2 separate regions of the Mus musculus genome follow, and region 2 is linked to region 1. The links are chromatin loops, found by intact Hi-C in ENCODE. Cell type or tissue: heart. All regions are shown on one strand. Links, peaks and the distances in the headings refer to the core of each region. The heading gives the core; the rest is flanking DNA.

Region 1 (11,648 bases), core at 3,078-5,577:
TTTCAAGCTTGGTCTTGTGTAGCTGAGGCTGGCCTCTAGCTTGCTACATAGTTGAGGGTGACCCTGAACTCCTAACACTCCAGTCTGCCGCCTCCAGAGCCCCACCAGGCAGGTTTAACTGGGGCACAGATTGGAGCCCAGGGCCTCCTGCTCTCTCAGGCAGTCCTCAATTAGGTCCTCCTGCAGGAGATACTTTTGTGGCTGCCCAGTCCGTGCATTAACATAGAGGTTGCCCCTGCTGTTCCTGCTACATAGCCACCCTTTTGTTTTTAGTCTAGTGAGAGCCTGGGTGCCATTGCCTTGACATTGTTGACCCCACCTCGAAGATTCCCAGTATAGTGGACTGTGCCTGTCTTAGGTTGTCCTATCTTCCAGGATCTTACCAGCCCTCAAAGAGCTACTACTCTGGAGGCATGCCACACAAGGGGGAGATGAGGAACAGCCTAGATGGTGGTCTTATGGATCTCTGCCATCCAGGCTTTGATCACTTCCTTGGGAAGCTACAATTGGGATTTTCGAGAGCTATCAGCACTTGGAGGGTTGCCTTATTTATGGAACACTGCCTGGAGATAGCCTGTATGAGACACTTAAACAAAATAGTTATTAGTATGACAATTCCTCCCATTATAGCGTAAGTGGCTACCTATGAGGGGTCAAACGGCCTCTTAATATTGTCCCATTAAAGAGACAGCCACCCTTTAGGAGAGTAAGGGGGCATATTGTTCATAATGGGGTCATATAGGAATCTAATGGGATCCGTGTTAACATAAGGAATAATATTGGAAGCATCATGTGAGGTAAACCGCCACATACCAAGTGTTATGGTATGAGGTTAGATGGCAATATTGGGTAGTCCTTGGCAAATTTTACTCCTCTCCATCACACAGACCAATCTGCTTTGACATGGCCGAGGAGGCAGACACGACAAAGTGTGGCCACAGCTTTTGCTACAAGTGTATTCATCAGAGCTTGGAGGACAATAATAGATGTCCCAAGTGTAACTATGCTGTGGACAGTATTGACCATCTCTATCTTAATTTCTTGGTGAATGAGCTCATTCTCAAACAGAAGCAAAGATCTGAGAAGAAGAGGTTCAAATCGGTCCACTCAGTGAGTAGCACCAATAGGCATAGGTGGCAAAATTTTCAAGATTTGCTGGGAGATGATCAAGATAACACTGATTCAGCCAATGCCAGCCTCATGTTGGAATTATTAGTGAAGGCTAGCAGTGCTCCCAAGGGATAGGAAGTCCCATGAAAGGGGGCATTTGAGGGACCCTTGGACAGCAGCGCTAGATGAAGGCTTGAAGCCTGATGGCTGGAGGGCTGGAGCAGAGGCACCCTCATCCTCATCACTAAAATCAACCAGTTTGTCTGGAGAAAGTGGGATGAGGTCAGTAATGGAAAGGTGAATGTTGGCCTGATTCTGGCAGTGCTTGTTATGGGAAGCCACCACTTCCTCTGGGGGAGAATTCTTAAGACTGGAGATGACTGCAAGGAGGATCAGGACAAAGAACAAGGGAGGGATAATCCCAGACTGTACCTCAAGCTTTCACCAATGGACAGATCATGGAAACACAAACTAAACAGAGACACAGTAAATCTCACAGAAGTTATGAACCAAATGGATTTAACAGATATCTATAGAACATTTCATCATCAATCAACAGAATACACCTTCTTCTCAGCACCTCATGGTACCTTCTCCAAAACTGACCATATAATCAGTCACAGAATAGTCCTCAACAGATACAAGAAGACTGGAATTATTCCATGCATCCTATCAGATCACCACGGACTAAGGCTGGTCTATAAAACAACAAAAGCAGCAGAAAGTCCACATACACATGGAGGCTGAACAACATTCTACTCAATGATAACTTGGTCATGGAAGAAATTCAGAAAGAAATTAAACACTTTTTAGAATTTAATGAAAATGAAGGCACAACATACCCAAACTTATGGGACACAATGAAAGCAGTGCTAAGAGGAAAACTCATAGCTCTGAGTGCCTCCAAAAAGAAACTGGAGCAAGCATACACTAGCAGCTTGACAGCACATCTGAAAGCTCTAGAACAGAAAGAAGCAAATTCACCTAAGAGGAGTAGATGGATGGAAATAATCAAATTCAGGACTGTAATCAACCAAGTAGAAACAATAAGAACTATGCAAAGAATCAACACAATCAGGAGTTGGTTCTTTGAGAAAATCAACAAGATAGATAAACCCTTAGCCAGAGTAACCAGAGGGTGCAGAGACAGTATCCAAATTAACACAATCAGAAATAAAAAGGGAGACTGTACTGGCTGGTTTTGTGTCAACTTGACACAGGCTGGAATTATCACAGAGAAAGGAGCTTCAGGTGAGGAAATGCCTCCATGAGATCCAACTGTAAGGCATTTTCTCTATTAGTGATGAAGGGGGAAAGGCCCCTTGTGGGTGATACCATCTCTGGGCTGGTAGTCTTGAGTTCTATAAGAAAGCAAGCTGAGCAAGCCAGGGGAAGCAAGCCAGTAAAGAACATCCCTCCATGGCCTCTGCATCAGCTCCTGCTTCCCGATCTGCTTGAATTCCAGTCCTGACACACATTTACAAGGCAAAGACACAGACATACACAAAGAGAAACACACTCTTATACACACACAGACACACACACACTCACAATGCCATAAAAGTTTCAGCAAAGTGTAGTTCCCAGACTTTTTCTCCCGACTAATCTCTTGGTACATAGCCCAGGTTGGCTACAAATTCATGACCCTCCTGCCCCTGTCCCCTGAGTTCTGGGATGGCAGCCATGCACCATCATGACTCAACCCCCAGTGTATTAAGCACCCTTCCTATCTATACACAAGTGCCTTATGCCTTGTCCTCAAGCAGAATCCTGCCTCTACTGTCACAGCCACAAATGGGGTTTCATTCTCTTTAGCTTTAACGCTTTAGCAGTTTTTCTGTGTAACCCTGGATGGCCTGGGACTCTGGAGGTAGACAGGCTGGCTTTGAGCTCCCAGAGCTCCTTCTGGCTCAGCTTCTTGACTGCTGGATTAAAGTTGTACACCACAATGGCACTAGTGAGGGTTAGCCTTAACATTTTCCTAATGGCAGATTAAGTGCAAAATACCCCTGAACTTGCAATATGTTGCTTAGTGTTTTCTGGGAGTTTGGACATTGTTGAGCTGCATTTGAACACATAGAGACTTCTGGGGACAAAATATACCAGCTAGAGCTTTTCACCTTATATAGGTCAGCAGATCTCAACCTGTGGGTCATGCCCACTTTGAGTCACAGGGGTTTCATATTAGATATCCTGTACATCATATATTTACATTATAATCCATAATGGTAGCAAAATTACAGTTATGAAGTAGGAACAAAACTAATTTTATGGCTGGGGGTCACCACAACATGAGGAACTGTGTTAAAGGGTCTCAGGGAGGTTGAGAACCACTGGCCTAGGTCGCTCGTTCTCCCTCACCTCTGTCCCTTTGCCTGAGGTGCAACTTATATTTATGCAATATTTATACTACAATTGAGCAACTTGTAAGACTCCCCAGAAAGCTGGCTAAGGGTGGCACAGGCCTGTGACTCCAGCACTGATGCAGGAGGACAGTTAATTCAGGGCAAGCCTGGACTACAATCAGGGCTTCATATCAGAAGTAAGTATAGATGTGTTCTCTGTAGCGTTGAACATCCATCACCATGATGACTTTTGGGTGATTTCAGATCTCTCTTAGTTAGGGTTACTATGGCTGGGATGAGACACCATGACCAAAGCAACACGGGGAGGAGAGGGTTTATTTGGCATCTATTTTCCACATCATAGTCCATCACTGAAAGAAGCCAGGACAGGAACTCAAACAGAGCAGGAACCTGGAGGCAAGAACTGATGCAGAGGCCATGGAGGGTGCTGCTTACAGACTTGCTCCTCATGGCTTGCACAGCCTGTTTTCTTAAAGAACCCAGGACCACCAGTCCAGGGATGGCCCCACCCAAAGTGGGCTGGGCCCTCCCACATCAATCTCTAAGTAAGAAAATAACCTACAGGCTTGCCAACAGCCTGATCTTATGGCGCGGTTTTCTCAGCTGAGGCTCTCCCCTCCCAGATGACTCTAACTTGTGTCAGGTTGACATAAAACTAACCAGGACAAAATCCTTTATTTCTTTCCCATTTTCTCCTGGTGACTATGAATCAGCTATGTGTCCCTGTAGAGCTGCCTGCTCAGATACTTTTTATAAAGGCTTTAGATGCTATGTGACCTGTGTCTTTCCTGTCACTGCTTGAGTACAGTGATGCATGTGGCGTCAGCTGTCAGGATTTCCTGGCTAGATGGAATTGCTGCTCATGGGTATAGCCCCTGCCTAGAATCCCCAGTGAGAGCGGCTGGGGGAGTGGCTTGGGTGGAGCCCCTGCTTAGAGTCCCCAGTAAGAGCGGCTGGGGAAGTGGCTTGCTTGGACCTAGAAGCCCCAGTGAGAGCGACTGGGGGGAGTGACTTGGGTGGAACCCCTTCCTAGAATCCCCAGTGATAGGGGCTGGGGGAATGTCGATTGGGTGGAGCCTCTGCCTAGAATCTCCAGTGACAAAAAAAAAAAAAAAAAAAAAAAAAAAAAAAAAAGTTTTAGAATTCCCAGTGAGAGCGGCTAGGGGCGTGGCTTGGGTGGAGCCCCAGCCTAGAGTCCCGGGTGAGACCGGCCGGGGGAGTGGCTTGGGTGGAGCCCCTGCCTAGAATCCCCAGTGAGAGTCTGGGAGAGTGTCTGAGTGAGGACAAGAAAGCTCTGGGTTATTTTCCTGGTACCACAGAAAAAATGGGTATAAGCATTGTAAGAAAGCAGGCAAAAAATTTCTTTTATCGAGAGTGTGGAAGCAGAGAGGAGTTGGTTGTAAGGAAGGGTTAGGCAATGCAGTAGTCAGTTAAGCTCAGAATAGTTTATCTTGATGTCATATGTCAGCCTATTCCTACAGTGAGATATGTCAGTGTGTAGGGTTCTAAGAAAGTTAATTCATGTGTGGTTGTGCTTTTGTGTGTGTGTGTGTGTGTGTGTGTGTGTGTGTGTGTGTGAGATTGAGATGCAATTATTTGTTGTTGAAATATTGAATCACAATCTTTGTTATTTCTACCCTGCCTTTGACCCAGATAAAAGACACACAACCTTCATACTTACAATAAGCCTTAATCAGCATTAGAGCTGGGCAGATATCTACCCTCTATGCTATTATGTCTACTTCCCAGCCAATAATCCCATTATATGATTTGCCATGTTTTGTCTGGGCTGCTCTTAACTTCAATTAGCCAACCCACATGGGCATTATTTTAAGATTCTTACCCCATAGTGGCTTCTCCTCTCTCCTTCTTGTCCCACCTTGTGGTTCTCTTCCAATCCCAAGCCCAGGAACCCTAAGCCCTGCCTATGTCTTTTCTGCCCAGCTAGTAGCTATTGGCTTCTTTATTCACCAATCAGGGATAACTTGAGGGGCGAGGTCCATAGCATCACCTGGGTCTATAGGTGGTCTCGGGGAACAATCAGTATTTAACATAGCAAAAGACCAAACCTTAACATTTATTTGTGTGTTTTGAGGCAAATGTAAGGGCAGATCTGGATCGGATTTTTGTATGGGTCGATGTGGCACACCCTCCTGATTCTCTGGGAATCATGTGGAGAAACATGGTTTTCTAGAACTCATTGTTAAAGAATTTTTGAGGGATAGTTCTGCTAACTCTTTCTGGATGGAAAGAGAGAGAATTGTTGGAGGAAAGGGGAAGATCCTGCAGAGAGAAGGAGTGCGTTTTTTGCTCTGAACAAATCAGAAAAGTTGGGAGAAAATCCAGAAATGGTGTTAAACTTGTCAGAAATTTTGGAGTGCAGACATCAACATGATGCCTTGGTGGGGGACATAGTGCCTCCCGTGTGGCTTTTTTTTTTTTAAAGATTTATTTATTACTATATATAAGTACACTGTATCTGTCTTCAGACACACCAGAAGAGGGAGTCAGATCTCATTATAGATGGTTGTGAGCCACCATGTGGTTGCTGGGATTTGAACTCAGGATCTTCAGAAGAGCAGTTGGTGCTCTTAACCGCTGAGCCATCTCTCTAGCCCCCTGTGTGGCTTTTAAAAACTTAAATGTTAAGCCAGGCGTGGTGGCGCATGCCTTTAATCCCAGCACTCGGGAGGCAGAGGCAGGTGGATTTCTGAGTTCGAGGCCAGTCTGGTCTACAGAGTGAGTTCCAGGACAGCCAGGGCTACACAGAGAAACCCTGTCTCGAAAAACAAACAAACAAACAAAAAAAAAACAACCCCCCCCCCAAAAAAACAAAAAAACTTAAATGTTTGTATATGTGTAACTACAGCCTTTAGACATTTGGCAAAGATGCAAAAAGAAACAAACAAACAAAAGGACAACAACAAAAAAACAAAAAACAGCCGGGCATGGTGGCACACGCCTTTAATCCCAGCACTAGGGAGACAGAGGCAGGCGGATTTCTGAGTTCAAGGCCAGCCTTGTCTACAGAGTGAGTTCCAGGACAGCCAGGGCTATACAGAGAAACCCTGTCTCGAAAAACCAAAAGAAGAGAAGAGAAAGGAAAGGAAAGGAAAGGAAAGGAAAGGAAAGGAAAGGAAAGGAAGAGAAGAGAAGAGAAGAAAAAAGAAAAGAAAAAAGAAAAAAGAAAAAAGAAAAGAAAAGAAAAGAAAAGGAAAGAAAAGAAAAGAAAAACATGCTAGGGATCTAAACAGAAAATTCTCAGCACAGGAGGTAAAAATGGCCAAGAAATACTGCAAAAATTAGCACTTTGGAAAATCCAAATCAAAACAACTTTGAGATTTCCTCTTACCTCAGTCAGAAAGGCAACTGCAATAACAGATAGCAGATGCTGGAGAGGATGTGGGGAAAGGCAGCCCCCATTCACTATTGGTGGGACAAACTGGTACAGACACTTGAGAAGTCATTGTGGAGACTTCTCAAAAAGCTAAAAATAAACTAACAATATAACCCAGCTTCATCACAGTAACAGATAAGTACTGTCTCCTATGGAGCAGTCCCGAAATCGAGTCAGAAAGCAGTGGGTTACCCCTACAGCAGTCATGATGCTATTGCTGCAGTGGGGCCATCTTGCTTGGCAGGTTGGCGTTGTAGCATGCAGGATTCACAGCTGGGTAAGACCATTGATTTATTATACAAAATGTGTGCTGTCTTCAGCAATAACGTCTTTAACTATCTACTTTTGGTGGGCAATCAAGAGTACAGGCTTGTGTTATTTTTGGGGTCCTCTGGGGCCTTCTTGGTCAACAGCTCACAGGGAAGTGTCCCACACCCAGCACTGAGATTTTTATTTACAAACCTATGCTAGTTGGAAGGCCCTGGGTTGAAATTTTTGTTTCTTAGCTTGTGAGAAGGTTTGATCGGATTTTAGGGTTGAAGTGAGGTGGGGGCCGCTTTGTTTTCTGACCTCTGCCCTTCCTAGTGATGGGATTACAAGCATCACCATCATCTGTAGGTAAAGGAATAGGTTGTTTTTATCTTCTAGGAATTAACAGGCAAGAGTGTGAAAGTCAAGCAAAGCCACGGTTTATTCATATGAAAGTCACAAGCAGGAGGCAAAGTACTTAAAGATGGCAGGCATCTGGGATCACATTCCTGGGTGGGGTCTGGAGCTTTCATGTGGGTCTGAAGAATTTAGTGTGTGGGTGAAGGGGTGAATATGGCTAGCTTTGTTCCCGCTCTGGATTGGCCAACTTGAACAAGGGCAACAGGGTTGATCTGTAAACGGAAGTTCAGGACCACATGTTAATCAAGGCAGCCCTGAACATGTCTGGGCAAATCTCTGGAAAGAGCCCATGCCCTGGAAATAGCCTTTGAGGTCTGGTACTGGGGAAGAACCAGGAAGTGAGGCATCCTCTAAGATCTTGGGACATGGCAATTAAGCTCTGTCTACCTAGATCTCCTCTCTCTTACTGTGTGCCTAGCAAGAGAAAACTGGCAGGCTCAAATGGTTCTTCCACTAGAGTGCAGCTCCTTGAATTAGAAGCTGGTGGTCATGTATCTGGGGTCTGCCCCATGGTCTGTGTTTTAGTTTTACTTGTTTTTTTCAGACAGGGTCTCCCTATGTATCCTTGAGTGTCCTGAAAATCATGGAGGTCCACCTGCCTCCTGAATCCTGGTATTAAAGTTCTGTTCCCCAGGGACTTTTAACGCTGCTTATACTTGACTAGCTCTCAATGCTCACTAGAAAGCAAGAATGTGAAGTCTAGTGTGGTAGTACACTGCTGTACTCTTGGCCCTTTGGAAGCTGAGGCAGAGGAGTAAAAGTTCCAACCTGGACAAGAAAGTGAGAACCAGTTTCATGGAAAACCAAAACAAACCAGACAGTCAAACAAATAACCTAGTCAGCAACCACCAACCAACCAACCAACTAACCAACTAACCAACCAACCAACCAACTAACCAACCAAACAACCCAGTCAAAACCAAATAACCAAATAAAAACTCAATCAATAACCAACCAACCAACCAGCCAACCAACCAAACCAATCAGCAACCAAAGAACCAAATAACCAAACAAAAACTCAATCAATAACCAACCAACCAACCAACCAACCAACCAACCAACCAACCAACCAACCAACCAAAAACTAAATCAACAACCAAACAACCAAAGGGGGCAGAGGGCAGGTGGATCTCTGTTCCAGGACAGCCTGGTCTACATAGTGAGGTCCAGGACAGCCATGATTGCACAGTGAGACCTTGCATGTTTTTAAAGCTATGTTTTTACCTGTCTCAAAAGAAACAAGCATTTAAAGTAATTCAAAGTAATTTAAAGTAATTGCTAGTTACTGTCCTAATTTGTCACTCTACAGTACTTTGTTCCCCTGAATAAGACCCTGAGCTCATGCCACAACCCCTCCACCCCCACCCCATGACAGGGGCTATATTCAAAGATACTTGTGTCCTCCCCTCCCCAGCACTTTGCTAAAAACAAACAAACAAACAAACAAACAAACAAACAGACTTGAAACTTGTATTGTGAGGATACAGAAACCTTCCAGTGATTGGGGACAAAACAGCTTTAAGCCTCCACAGTTCCATGAGTTTTTTTTTCTGAGCCAAATCTGAGAGATGGGGGCCTGGGGATACATGTCAAGACTGGACACTCTTTCCCACCTGGTGGGGAAATCCCCGATCTACAATCATGGTGGCGTGTGTGAGGGGCAGTTCCTATGTAAATGTCTTGCAAGGGGCATGTGCTGCAACGCCTCAAAATCTGGGGACTTTCCCCACCTCACCGCTGTATCTGGTTTTCAGGAGTCTTTTCCTTTCTTAATGGTCAGTCTCTGTCCCTGTTAAAATTTTCATTATTCTTATTTTTACTTACTTGTCTGTGTGTATAGGCAACGCGTGTGCAGAGTCCAGTGAGACCAGGGTAGTATGTTAGATCCCCTGGAGCTGGATTCAGAGGACTTGTAAACCGCCAGACGTGGGTGGAAGAACCGAACTTGGGTTCTTGCAAGAGCTACTCTTTCTTTTCCTCCGATGTAGTATTTTTACTGATTTATGGAAATTTCTCACCATGCACCTATCACACTCATTCCTCAGTCCTCCCAGGTCTGCCCCTTCTCTCTTCTGACCACCCCCACAAAAGAAGGGGAAAGAGGAGGAGGAGGAGATGACAGTGATTAAGAAGAAGAGTCCATTTTTGTGTTGCCCATGGTTACTGGAGCATAGTTAACCGCTCAGTGGCCAGCCCCTTAAAGAAACCAAGTCCTTCCCCACCCCCACTCCTGCTAGAAACCATCAATTGTGGAGAGCTACACCAGCATGCTTATCAAAAAATTTTAAATTAATTACATTTTATCTATCTATCTGTCTATCTATCTATCTATCTATCTATCTATCTATCTATCTATCTATCTATGGTCTTATTTATTTTATGTGAGTACACTGTCGCTGTCTATAGGCGCATCAGATCCCATTGCAAATGGTTGTGAGCCACCATGTGGTTACTAGGAATTGAGCTCAGGACCTCTGGAAGAACAAGCCAGTGCTCTTAATCACTGAGCCATCTCTCCAGCCCCTTTATCACAATATTTTAAAGTTCTCTTTTCAGTGGCTTTCTGTCTAGGCTGTTTATTTTTTGGGTGGTGGTAGGCTTGTCCCAGAAGCCTTATATGTTCCCTCTTTCTCAACAGTGAGTCTTCAGTCATTGATACCATAGCAAAAGTAACTTTCATGCCCTTTCCAGTCAGCAGAAGCTTGGTCTTTAGCATCTCATGTCTGCTGACCTCAGCATGGTGTCTAATGGCAGTACAGACCATGGATACCAATGTGGTCCCTAGCAGCAGCCTAACCCATGGACATAAACATGGCTCTATTTTTATTTCACACTCCATTTTGTGTGTGTGTGTGTGTGTGTGTGTGTGTGTGTGTGTGTGTGTGTGTGTAGAGGTGTGATGGTCCTGAGACTCAGAGCCTGGGAAACCTCAGTGTGTATCCCTGGAACTCAGAACCACACTTCTAACAAAAGGACCCGATTAATCTCTCTGTCAGGTAAATTTCTGTGTATTCTAACCTGTCAAGTGAGAAACACTATTTTCCCTCATCAAAGATATTTCCTGAACATTCTCCCTTTCTGTTGGTTAGCCAGTCACATTAGATTAATCACTGTGTTTGTACCCAGCTAGATGTACGTAGGAAAGTCTTACAAGAAGGACACACCGCAGTGTGTGTAAGGCGGGCTGCCTCACATTAGAGATGGAACGTTGGTTTAGGGAAGAGGAACCAGAGATCAGATGCTGTTCAAATCCTCTGTCCTCTGGGGTTACTGATGAGATAGATACCAACTGTAAGAAGGCTCCTCAAACACCAAAGGGCTGGGGGTAATGCTGTAACTATCCCCCATGTTCACCTTAGCCTGGTGCCTGTCTGCTTCACCTCCCTCTCCCTTCACCCCACTTGGAAATCAGGGACCTCTTGGGTGGAGGCTCCTGACATTAGGCTGTACTCACCCTCCCAAGAGCCTTGCCATATAGTCAGACTGTCTTTGTCTGCCTTTGTGACGATGCGATGATGTAAGCCTTCTAATAAACTTCTTTCTAAAAAACAATCTTCCACAGTATCCCACCCCTGCCCCAGGAATCCCACACCTTTTAGAAATTACCCTTTCTACGGCTGGACAGGTGGCTCAGTAGTTAAGAACACCCATGTCCTTAAAGAGTCTCTTTACCTGAAAGTGCACTAAAACAATGAAACCTATTAGGTTTTAGGTGGAGCAGGGTTCAAGAGGACCCTGAGGCTGATTCCTGGAGAATAAACAGTTTATTAGCAGAATTATTAGTGCTCTGGATAGATGGAATGACTACAGCATGGCAGGAACTCCAACACAGGAAACAGCACAGCAGAGGCTCTGAAGAGAGGGGTTGGAGCCAAGTGATGGAGGAGGGAGAGGGAGGAGGGAGCCTCGCACCCTCGAGATGAGAGGCTCACAGAAACAAGAGGTGAGGACATCAGTACCCTTTGGATGTAAACTCACTTTCCAGGTGAGAGATCCTGGCATCTGGACTCTATAGTGTCTGGATAAGACACTATGTCTTATTGGGGAGCCTGTGGGAACCCCTGAGAGGCTGCTGTAGATACTGTGGCTCCAAAAGAAGCTAGATC
Region 2 (11,648 bases), core at 2,616-5,115, 110 kb before region 1:
GTCTCCGGGCTTGGCTGAGCCAGCGTCAAAACAGGAAAAGGGAGAGGCTAGGGGATAGCCAAAGGTTGGGACTCCCATTCTTGGAAGGCCAACCTGTGAAGCCATAGCTACAGCCAGTCTGGGCTTTGGAGTCTCAGAGATCAAGAGAAGGCAGTGACAAATCAGTTCCAGAAAGGCACAGGTTCTGCATACATCTGAATCCAGGAGACCCAGCAAGTGAGCATGGACAACAACAGACCAAGAACTTTGGAGACAGGAATAGAAGGAGCATGCCAGTGCATGTGGGTAGCCCCTGTGCTCAGGAAGCCAGGGCAGGTAAAAGCCAACCCAAGTGTGAACTGCAGAATCCACGTGATAGAAGAGACCTGACTCTCAAAAGCTGTCCTCTGGCCACCACACGATGTGATGGCGTGCACATGCTGCATGAGACACACACATAGAGAGTATCTTTTTTTAAAAGACACAAGGTTTGGCGCTGAGTTGGTAGAATGCTTGCTGAGCATCAACAAAGCAGCTGTGGGTTCCATAAGGCACAGCATAAACTAACATGATGGTGCATGCCTGTCATCTCAGCACTGGGAAGGCTGAGGAAGGTTACCAGTTCAAGGCCAGCCCGAGCTGCTTGAGACCCTTTCTCAAAGAGAAAAGAAACAGCTTTTAAAAGTCATTTGAACGAGGTTCCCTTGAAGGCAAGGCTCTGCCCTTAAACACAGGTGCACACCCTGTCTGTCCCAGGGTGGATGGCACCTTAGACCCAGGCCCAAAGTGCCAGCAGACAGCTGGGCAAGGATGTTCAGTGAGCATGGACATTCCTACGGACTAGCCCCTTCTCAGGCATTCCCAATCAACATGGGGTGGTGGGACTGAGTTTGCACCGGTGAGAGGAAGCTCTCACTTCACCCCAGCTGCTCAGGACCCAGCTCTGAAGGCAGCAGCTGAGGCCAAGCACCGATCAGCCCTGTCACTACACAAGAATGTAAAGCACTCTCCCCAAGCAACGCCTGGCTGCCTGGCTAAGATATATCACTGGGCCTGTCAGGAGATAAGGGGGACCCCAGGAATGTCCCTTGGAAATGGAAAACAGCGCCGAGGTGCCAACACCAGGAATAGGTTGGATCGCAGAAATCAACGAGGGAAACACCCAAACTGACAACTGCACACTAAAAGTGGCCAGGGTTATATTCAGGGAACATGACTGTCATCCTAGCATTTGGGAAACTGAGTTGCAGGCTAGCCTGGACTACACTGCAAGACTTTCACAAGAGACTTGAGTCATGCATGTCAGTGGTACATGCCTATCATCCCGAACTCCAGAGGTGGAGGTGAGAGCATCAGTAGTCCAAAGCCAGCCTGAGCGACAACAGTAGTTAGAGGACTAGGGATGGAGTAGCAGGTCTGAGTCCCATTTCACTTGTGCTGCAACAATCCCAAATTTACACTCCTGGAGGACTGTTGGAAGCTGAGCATTTCCAAATGCAGGCCACCATAAACCCACACAGCACACTGATCTGAGGTAGGGACTAGGGCGCAGTGGCTCAGGAAAAGCCTCTACCTACCTAGAATCCCTCTGCCTATCTAGAATCCTCCAGTGAGGGGCTGTGGGTGTGGCCAGGGCAGAGGCAAAGTAAAATCAAACTGGTGAAGATTGCACAGGGGACAAGTCCTGGCTATGGATTGAGCTCAGTGGGCAGAAAGGCTGTGTCTTATAAGAATGGAAGCTCACCCGGGCGTGGTGGCACATGCCTTTAATCCCAGCACTTGGGAGGCAGAGGCAGGCAGATTTCTGAGTTCAAGGCCAGCCTGGTCCACAGAGTGAGTTCCAGGACAGCCAGGGCTACACAGAGAAACCCTGTCTCAAAAAACTTAAAAAAAAAAAAAAAAAAAAAAAAAAAAGAATGGAGGCTCAGAAGGGTGGAGTATCAGGAACTGGAGATGTGAGAGAGGTACAGAGGGTCAGGAAATCAAACAAAAATATGTAGCAGGAGGATGAGGAACTGGGGATAGCTGCTGGAGGGCCCAGGACCCAACCAGGATGACTTCAGCCGAAATGCTCAGAGGAGATAGAACTTGTTGAAATCACCTCCAGTAGATAGGTCCAGCCCCTGGTTGAGGGATGGGGACGGACACACACACACACCATCTCAAAGTTTTTAACCCAGAAACATTCCTGCCCAAAGGAAGAACAGGGACAAAAAATAGCACAGAGACTAAAGTAAGGGCTAACTGGGGACTGCCTCACCTGGGGATCCATCATGTCTACAGACACCAAACCCAACAGTTCCCATGGTCAAGAGGAGCTTGCTGACAGGAACCTAGTGTGGCGGTTCCTTGGGAGGTCCTGTCAGCAACTGACTAATGCTGAGGCAGATGCTTGGAGCCAACCATCAGGCAGAACTCAGGGAACCTGGTGGGGGAGCTTGCAGAAGGACTGGAGGGGATTGCAACCCCATTGGAAGAACAACATAGGATGGCCTGACCACCCAGTTCTTCCATAGTTTAGACCACTAGCCAAGGAGTGTACCTGGAGGGATCCATGGCTCCAGATACAAATGTAGGAAGATGGCCTTGCCTGACAGCAATGGGAGGGGTGTCTCTTTGTCCCAGGGAGGTTTGATGCCCCAGAGTAGGAGGATGCTGGAGCAGTGGGAGAGTGTGGGAGCACTCTCATACAGGCAAAGGAGAGGAGGGAGGACGGGATGTGGGATGGGGGTTGGTGGAGGGCGTAACCAGGAAGTGGGATATCATTTGAGATGTAAACAAATGGAATGATTAATACATATATGATGCATTAAAGAAAGAAAAGAAGGAAGGAGGGAGGGAGGGAGGGAGGGGGAGAGATTGAGAAACAATGGAAGAATGGAGGCCCAGATGCCTCAGGGCTCCAGGGCGGCAGGGGTGGCAGTGATGACTCGCACACACTCTGGGCCTGCTCTCTTTATTGGCATCACTCTTTGAGGGAGAAGTGCATCTTATCACCAATCATCTTGCGCTCAGGGTTGAGGCGCTTGAGGATCTGCGCCAGCACATTTACTGTCTGCTCGCTGCTCAGCCCTGTCTTCTTGGTCTGGAACTTCTTCAGCAGGTCCTTTGTGGTCATGGGCTTGCGGGTCAGGTAGCGGCGCACAGCGTCCTCTGTCACCTGGACATCACTGTGGGAGGGGAAGGGAGGGAGGCTGGAGTCATACAAGAGTCCCTTTAGCCCAATCCCACCTATGGTCCTGCTCCTGTCTGAACGTACCCGCTGCTGGGTGTGGACTTCCCAGACAGGCTCTGGGGACCCGTGTCCATCCGAAGACGCTTGGCTGCTGGAGTCTCACTCGTCCGCTTCCCTGGTGGAGAGAGTAATGTCACGTCCAGGCAGGGCCCAGATCGGGGACAACAGGTGGCTGCCAGCAGCTCTTTCTCCAGTGACAGGCTTTTCTGGGCACTCACCCTGCTCCAGCTTGCTGGCTGCAGCCCGCAGGGTAGAAGAGGTGCTTGCTGCTTCTGCACTGGGAGTCCCTGGCCGACTGGTGCCCTTTGAACTCCCCCCCGATGGCTTCCGCTCCCTCTTTGGGGGTGTCTTCTTCTTCTGCAGAGATTAGGGTATGAGTGTGAAGGCTCAGACTGGCCCTACTCAAGCCCCCAGCTCTGACTTACCGCCATGAAGAGTGCAGAGGAGGTCTCACTGTCAATGTCGCTCTCTTCTGAGCTGTCTGAGTCATCACTGCTGTCTGCACAGGGCAGATAAGGACCATAAGCAGAGACCCCAGACAGAGCCTACCCATCAGCACCCATGAGCAGGGAGGGCCAAAGGACCAGGAGTATACTGGCCATCATCGCCCACCTTTCCTGCGCTTCTTCTCTTGTGGGGTAGGGGCCTTCTTCTCTTCTTCCTCCTCCTTGTCCTCCTCGGGGGGCTTCTCCTCCTCACTCTCCTCACTGCTCTCGCTCTGCTCATCCACCCCTGGGACACAGGTCACATGGGTGAGCAGTGGCAACTTCTGAGCGCACTCCCACCCACTGGTTGGTCCCTAACTGGCACCTACCCTTTGGGCCATCCTCCTGCTGGGGCACTTTGGGCTTGCCTTCTGTCTCATCTGGAGAGCTGCTATAGGGCAGAGAAAGGCAAGCCGTAAAGTTGGGCGGCCACAGGCCTGGCCTGCCTTGCCCCTGCCTCATCTCTGCCTTGCCTGTGCCTTACCTGGAGCCATCAGACATGTAGTCTACCTCCTGGCCCTCGAAGTCCCCATCATCGCTGTCCTCAAAAGCCTCATCATCTGAGCCCTTCTTCTTTTTCTTCTTCCTGCCTGCCTTGGTCACAGGGGCCTTTTTCTTAGCCTTGGAGGTTCTGCTGCCTGTGAGAGGAAGACACAGGAGCTCAGACTGGATGAGCACAGATCTCTGCTCTCTGCTGGGCAGGGGCTCCAGCCGCTCTCACTGGGGACTCTAAGCAGGGGCTCCACCCAAGCCACGCCCCCAGCCGCTCTCACTGGGGATTCTAGGCAGGGGCTATACCCATGAGCAGCAATTCCATCTAGCCAGGAAATCCTGACAGCTGATGCCACATGCATCACTGTACTCAAGCAGTGACAGGAAAGACACAGGTCACATAGCATCTAAAGCCTTTATAAAAAGTATCTGAGCCAGGCAGTGGTAGCGCAGGCCTTTAATCCCAGCACTTGAGAGGCAGAGGCAGGTGGATTTCTGAGTTCGAGGACAGCCTGGTCTACAAAGTGAGTTCCAGGACAGCCAGGGCTACACAGAGAAACCCTGTCTCGAAAAACAAAACAAAAAAATAGTATCTGAGCAGGCAGCTCTACAGGGACACATTGCTGCTTCCCAGGTGGTGGTAACTCACCTGGTCTCTGAACTAAGACCTCTGGGTCCCCACTTACCCTCTTCACCACTGGCATCGCTGGCATCGGAGGACATTTCCAGGTCATCCTCCAGGTCATGAATGCGCAGCTCACTAGGCTTCTTGCGACTGCGCTTCTCCTTCTCCTCCTCATCTTCATCCTGGTCCTGGTCCTTGAGCCGCCGCTGCTGCATGATGCTGAAGTGGTTTAGGACCTTGTTCCTCCTGCATGGGAACAAGTGACTATGTACTTTGTGTAGCAGAGGATGGTGGGGAGTAGGGGACTGCAAAGAGCTCCTTGGGCAAAGAGGATGGTAGAAGATAATGACCGATACACTCAAATGGGCATCCCTTCTTTACAGGACAAATGGGCATGACAGGATAACCTCATTAAGGCACAAACACTGTAAAGGAGGCTAAGGCAGGGTAGTTAGCCTGAGCCACACCACATGCAACAGAAAGAGAAAGAGGCAGGGCATACAGCCTGGGCCATTTCAAACCCCCAAATCTTGAAACAATATAGGGTGAGCCCTGAGATGGACTCAGGCCCATGTGCACCTAAGCCCCCTGGAGACCCCAAATCTTAGCTCCTCCAAACTCAGGGTCTGTTCCAGGCATATCCAGCCATTATATTGGTTAGCTAAATAACATTTTATGGCTTTGGAGGTGGTGGGTTGTTCGGTTGTTTTTGGTTTTTGGTTTTGTTTTCTTGGTGAAACAGGATCTCTCTCTATTGTCCTAGCTGTCTTGGAACTCACTATGAAAACCAGGCTGGCCTTGAACTCACAGAGATTCTCATGCCACTGCATCCTAGAGTGCTGGGGTAAAGGTGTGCACCACCAGGCTTGGCCCAGTTAAAATTCCTTTTAAAACAGGATCTCATTGTGTGATCTTAGCTGGTCTGTAACTTGGAATATAAACCACCCCTCAAACTCAGAGATCCTGTTGCCTGTGCACCAAAGTGCTGAGATTAAGGGTGTGTACTACTGTGTCTGTCAAGTTTTGGGGTGTTTTGAAACCAAATCTCATATAACCACAGCTGGCTTCAAACTTAATACAGAAGATGGACCTGAATGCCTGGTCCTTGTTGCTTCTGCCATCTGTGTGGTAATGTGTGCATACACTACCCCCACCCACACCCCCCACTGTTAATTTATCTCAAGGATTACTTAGAGAAGGGGCAGGGTCTCACTGGACAAGGAGCCGTCCATGAACCACACCTATGCATGCCCGGAAGAAGACTACGCATAGTGGGAGGAGGAGCTGCTTTTGACATTGCAGTCCCGGCCCCTTGAGAACTGGTCCAGACTTGTAGGCAAGCACAGAGCAACCCCACAAACCACATGCATTCCTGAAGCCCTTTCTGGGCCCACAGGTCCCATCCTCAGCAGGTGTACAAGGTATCTCATGCTATACATCCCCAGTTTCTCAATCCCAGCCTCCCTGCACCCGCCTTTGTCTCTACCTCCCAGGCTAGAACTGAGGAAGTTGCCATTAGGAGGCCCCTCCCTGGACCCCCAGGCTGTGCATATCTGTGGTACCAGCCTTCACTCAGCTCCCAGGCAAGACTCAAGCAAGAGAGGTCTGCCCAAGCAAGTACTAAGCAGTACTCCAGGCAGCCTTGCTCTGAGGGCGTACACAGCTGTAACAACCACCTTTGGCTCACCTCTCCCATTCCTCCTCGGCTTCCTCAGCAGTGAGTGTGCGGTGTCGGGCCAGTGGTGTGAAATTGTACCAGTTCTGTACAGGGAAAGCCTCAAAGGCACCATCAGCACACTGTGTGAAGATGTAGTAGGCTGTGTTCTCTGTTACCCCGCCTTTCTTAATGCCTTTGAACCTGTGGAGAGCCTAGGTTAGGTCACGGTCCCACCCACCCCACCTGCACTCCTTCCACCCTCTCTACAGTTCCCATTTGGGCTCTTCTAGGAATGATTAGGACAGAAGGGCATGTGCTACCATCTCCCTAGCACAAACATCACCCTGCCACCTTGTGGCCACCATCTGCTACCAGATTCTGGGCCATGTTGCACTGTGTATCCTGCTCCCAGCCTATAATCCCCCATGGCTACTGAGGGCCTTACACTGTGTAGGCTCCAGCTATTGGTTCACTGAATAACTATGCATAGAGCACTCTCGTCACTGGCTCCATCAGACTCCACCTTCTTTGCAATGGAGTATCCTCGCCCATGGGGTCAGGGCCCTATCTCCAGGCCACACTCAGGCTGCTGAGCCAGACCAACAGTATCTAGTTGATTTACCTCCAAGATTAAACTTTATCAAGGAGGTGGTACTGGGACCACCATCCTGTTGGCTACAGACTCAAAGAAGATGCCTCCAAAGTATGCATGTGGGAGGGACACAGGCTGGCCCCTCCCACCATTAGCATCACTTACTTCCGTCCTGATTTGCCATTGACACGGAGTAGCCAAGGCTGGTCCTCAGGCCGAAACTCCTTTAGGACAATGCCATACTTCTTCCGGCGCGCCTCCTCCCTAAGCTTGCGGTTGAATTCACTGCCTGCACCGGACTCTGGCATCTCTTCTTCCTGGTAAATCTTCTTGTTGCTCAGATCTCGCTCCAGCCGTGCCTGAAGGAGAAGCAGGAATACTCTTCTGTCTCCCTGTGCCAGGCTTCATGTGCTCCCAGCAGACTCCCCATGTGGCATGAAGGCCAGGGATGTGAGCACCTGTTGCCTCTGCCCAGGGAGAGGGCTGTGGAACTGGTTCACTGGGTAAGGTAGCAGGCTTACAAGCACAAGGATCAGGAATTCAGATCCCCAGGACCCACAGACAAAGTTGGGCATGGCATCTGAGACCCCATGAGAGAGGTGCAGACAGGAGGGGCTCTGGAACTCACAGGTCAGCAAGCCCCAGGTTCAGTTAGATACCCTGACTCAAAACACAACGTAGAAAGGCTATGGGACGGTACTTGCTGTCAAGCCCGAGGCTTGAGGTCAAGCCCTGGGACCCACACTGCAAAAGGTGAGAAGTGACTCCTGAAGTCTTCTCTGATCTCCAAACTCTGTATCCCCCACATACCAGTGGCCCAACAGATGTCATCGAAATATGGTGTAGAGTGACTATGGAAGACACCTGATGTCAACTCTGGCCTTGACAGGCACAGCGTGCCCACATGCATACAAACATCACACACACAGAATACTCTGGTCACAGGGAATGTGGGACTTACTACAATAACAGTAAAGCAGACTGGTTCATGAGATCATGGAGTACAGAGACTAAAGATGTATAGTGACCACCTGAGGAAGGCCCAGGAGCAACCTCAACAATATGAAGATAGTGACATTTTAACATGGCACCCAAAAGAGTGGATAGTTTAAAACTTTGGCCTTTAACATTTTTTTTTTATTCTTAGTATTATCTAGAAAGTCCTGTTATGTAGCCCAGGCTGGCTTCAAACTTATGATCCTCCTGCCTCTACCTCCCTGGTGCTGGGATAGTAGTATCTCTGGCTATACCCATCTTGTGGAATCATTTTATCCTTTTGAGACAGGGTCTCACTACAGTGAAATTCACCATGCAGACCAGGCTGGCCTTGAAGTCTGAGATCCACTGACTCTGCTGCTTTCGAACTGGCAGTAAAGGTATGTGCCACTACGGCCAGCTGGCTTTTTCTTAAAAACAAAAACCCCAAACTTTTAAAGTGTATTTCTTTTTGTGGAGGTTGTACATGACATTGCCTGTATGAGATCCAAGGACACACTTGGAGCCACCTCTTTGCTCACTGAGTTATCTTGCTACCCACTACTTTACTTTTTTAAGACATGGTCTGTGGCTGGCAAGTGGTGGCGCACACCTTTAATCCCAACACTTGGGAGGCAGAGGCAGGTGGATTTCTGAGTTGGAGGCCAGCCTGATCTACAAAGTGAGTTTCAGGACAGCCAGGGCTACACAGAGAAACCCCGTCTTGAAAAACCATTAAAAAAAAAAAAAAAGACACCGTCTATATGTATCGTGGGCTTTACTGTGCAGGCAAGGATCATCTTCAGTTTGAGGTCCTACCCCCTTCCCGTGCTGGGATGACAGGCGTGTGCCACCATGGCTAGTATACATGGCGCTGGGGATCCAGCTTGGCCTCATATATGCTAGATTCGTGCTCTACTGACTGAACCACATCCTCTGACATGCTTTGCTTTGCTTTGCACTTCTTTTCTTTGGAGCTAGGATTTATGTAGCACAAGCTGGTCTAAAACACTCAGTCTTTCTGCCTCAGCCACCAAATGGCTGGAATCACAAATCTGCTGGAGCCACAGGTGTGGGCACCATCGTTTCAGTAAAGTTATTACTATACATAGTCACCAGCCCAGGGTTAGGTCCCTGCCCCAGCCACCCAGAATCACCCACTTACCTGGTTCCAGGTAGCAAAGTTGACTTTATCGGCTGCATTAAAAGCCATTATGTTGTATCTTTTGGCTGTGTTCCTGGAATGGGCAAGAAACTATTCAATCTATTGATTATTCATTCAACAAATCTATGCTTTACACCCTTGGTTGTAGGTAATTCTGGGAACTCATAAAAGACTCCAGAGCAATGGTTCTAAAGCTCTGACCCTCTAATACATCTCCTCATGCTGCGGTGACCCAATCATAAAATTATTTTTGTTTAGTTCACAACTGTAAGCTATAAATGGTCATGTAAATATCTGTGTTTTCCGATGGTCTTAGGCAACCTGCAAGTTGAGAACCACGCTCTAGTTTTTCAGGGGTTTTGTTTTGTTTTGTTTTAAAGAATCAAGATCCATCTCATCCAACCCAACCCCATCAGATAAAGATCCACAGACACTAGGCTCTCTTACAGCATCACATACAGAAAGAGTGAGAGCGAGAGCAAGAGCGAGAGTGAGAGAGGAGAGACAAGAGAGAACATTCATACACATAGATAATAAATTAAATCTTCAAGAAACAAAGGGACCACCAGGCAGAGTTGGCACATGCCTTTAATCCCAGCACTTGGGAGGCAGAGGCAGGTGGATTTCTGAGTTCGAGGCCAGCCTGGTCTACAAGGTGAGTTCCAGGACAGCCAGGGCTACACAGAGAAACCCTGTCTCGAAAAACCAAAAGAGAAAAAAAGAAAAAAGGAACCAAAAGTGCGGAGGACCCCTATGTAGAAAGAAGGGCAGGCAGGCAAGGGTCTTAATGGATCTGAGTGGGTTCAAAGCCAGCCTGATCAAACCATCTGAACTACACAGTAAGACTCTTGTCTTCAAAATAAACAAAACTTAAGAGGGGGCTGGGTGTGGCTCGGTGGTGGAGTACTTGCCTAGCATGTACCCACCTAAAATAAAGTTAGAAGTTGAGGGACATGGCACTTGGCACAAAAAAACAGGATGTATACCACCTGTGACCAGTTTGGGGTTTTCTTTTATTTTGGGACAGGACCCGACTATGTAGCCCTGGCTGTCCTGGAACTCACTATACAGACCTGGCTGGCTGCGAACTCACAGAAATTCTCTTACATCTGCTTCCCAAGTGCTGAGATTAAAGGCAGTCACCATGTCTGACCTGACCCGTCTGACTCAGGGCAAAGTCACCGACCCCTGACATTAACTACCAAGGGGTAACTGTTACTGTGTCTTGGACGGGGTGGCAGGGGAACACAGGGCCGAGGTTCTGGAGTGTGGGTGGACGGGGACTTACTTGGGGACTCGGACGACGTACTCGGTGACATTCTGGCTGCTGGAGCCCTGCAAGAGAGCAGGGGTCTGTAAGGCGAGGAGAGGGCGCGGGGTCTGTTCTGCGACACCTCTGTCCCCACCTCATTCATACTCACTAGAGCCGCCATGGCCGTTGCTCAAGCTGCTCCCGGTCGGCCTGACGGGATGAACTTCGTTGTGTCCCTCGGCTCCAGGAAAGGGAAGGCACCTTTCCTGGTTGTCACGTTAGTGTGATGCTGTGCTTTGGATTTCCAAATCCTTAAGTCTCGGAGAATGCTGGAAGACGAGAAAAAGAGACCTAACTCTCTGCGCATGCGTTAGAGCCTGACCCGGAAGTTGAGCTGCCACACCGAGAAGAGCGCAGCCGCTGTAACTACTCTAGATCACCAGCTTCGGAGAGAAAGCCACCTTTTGGCGGCGTTCTCTGTTTATATACCACGGAAAAGTCACGTGTAGACACGCCCGTCGTGACGTCACGACGCAGGCACCGCGGAGCATCCTGGGTAGGGTGGAAATGGAGTCTCCTGGTAGACGCGAACTCGATCCTCTTGCGCAAGCGTAAATGTGTCCAAGAAGCGGGAACGGAGGCCGAGTTGCCATGGCAACCGAGGCCCACTCTGTGGGGTGGCTTCTTCGGCTCTTCTGGGGCGGGTCTGAGGTTCAGTTTTCTGTGTCCTGGGATATGGGGATCCCGAGGATCTTGCAAAATGAGTCCCTTGTGACGTAGAGCGGAGCCGGGGACTCGGTGCAGGGTGGAGACAGGGCCCCAGCGTACCCCGGCATTGCGGGCGGGATGGGTCTGTGCGAGTCCACGCTGCCCCAGCTGGGCAGAGCTTTGAGGCCCCAGGAGAAGGGTAACGACGTGGGGTGGTTGGTTTACATGGGCCAACGAAAGGGGGAGATGGGCAAGTATCCCCACTACCTGGGGGTGTACACCAACCCCTGCACGGAAGGAACGCATCTGCGCATGCTCCCACCTCACTGTTGGTTGATGCCTTTGGCATATAACTTGAGTAGAGGAGCCAGTGTCGGAAATGGAAAGTACTATTCTCTGGGGACAAATCAGAGAAAGGGAGCCTACGGGATGCAAAGGAGTTGGTTAAGCAGAGGGGCAAGGGAGGCACAGGCATTGAACTTG

What was found. Hi-C counts contacts between places; a loop is a spot of excess contacts. Peaks named below come from ENCODE experiments on the same cell type or tissue, not always from the same donor. Only the 100,000 strongest peaks of a DNase experiment are listed, where the experiment ranks them.
Region 2: it touches region 1 in a loop (24-fold over the local background); 2 of 42 quality-filtered maps call a loop at or near these places.

Annotation. Positions count from the first base shown.
Region 1 is chr17:57,114,230-57,125,877 of GRCm38, forward strand. No RefSeq gene overlaps it. Among named protein-coding and RNA genes, the nearest start is that of Gm11110, 14 kb to the left of the region's middle. In heart, for the core only: no CTCF peak of the experiment used is centred there; no DNase peak of the experiment used is centred there; H3K4me3 peaks cover 600 bases.
Region 2 is chr17:57,000,483-57,012,130 of GRCm38, forward strand. It overlaps Gtf2f1 (general transcription factor IIF, polypeptide 1), which reads right to left and starts at 10,806. Exons shown (of 13, transcript NM_133801.2): 1 at 10,627-10,806; 2 at 10,494-10,540; 3 at 9,206-9,278; 4 at 7,231-7,424; 5 at 6,504-6,674; 6 at 4,878-5,062; 7 at 4,184-4,337; 8 at 4,029-4,090; 9 at 3,827-3,946; 10 at 3,640-3,713; 11 at 3,433-3,571; 12 at 3,239-3,329; 13 at 2,920-3,149. The coding sequence starts at 10,638. The coding sequence ends at 2,945. In heart, for the core only: no CTCF peak of the experiment used is centred there; no DNase peak of the experiment used is centred there; H3K27ac peaks cover 640 bases.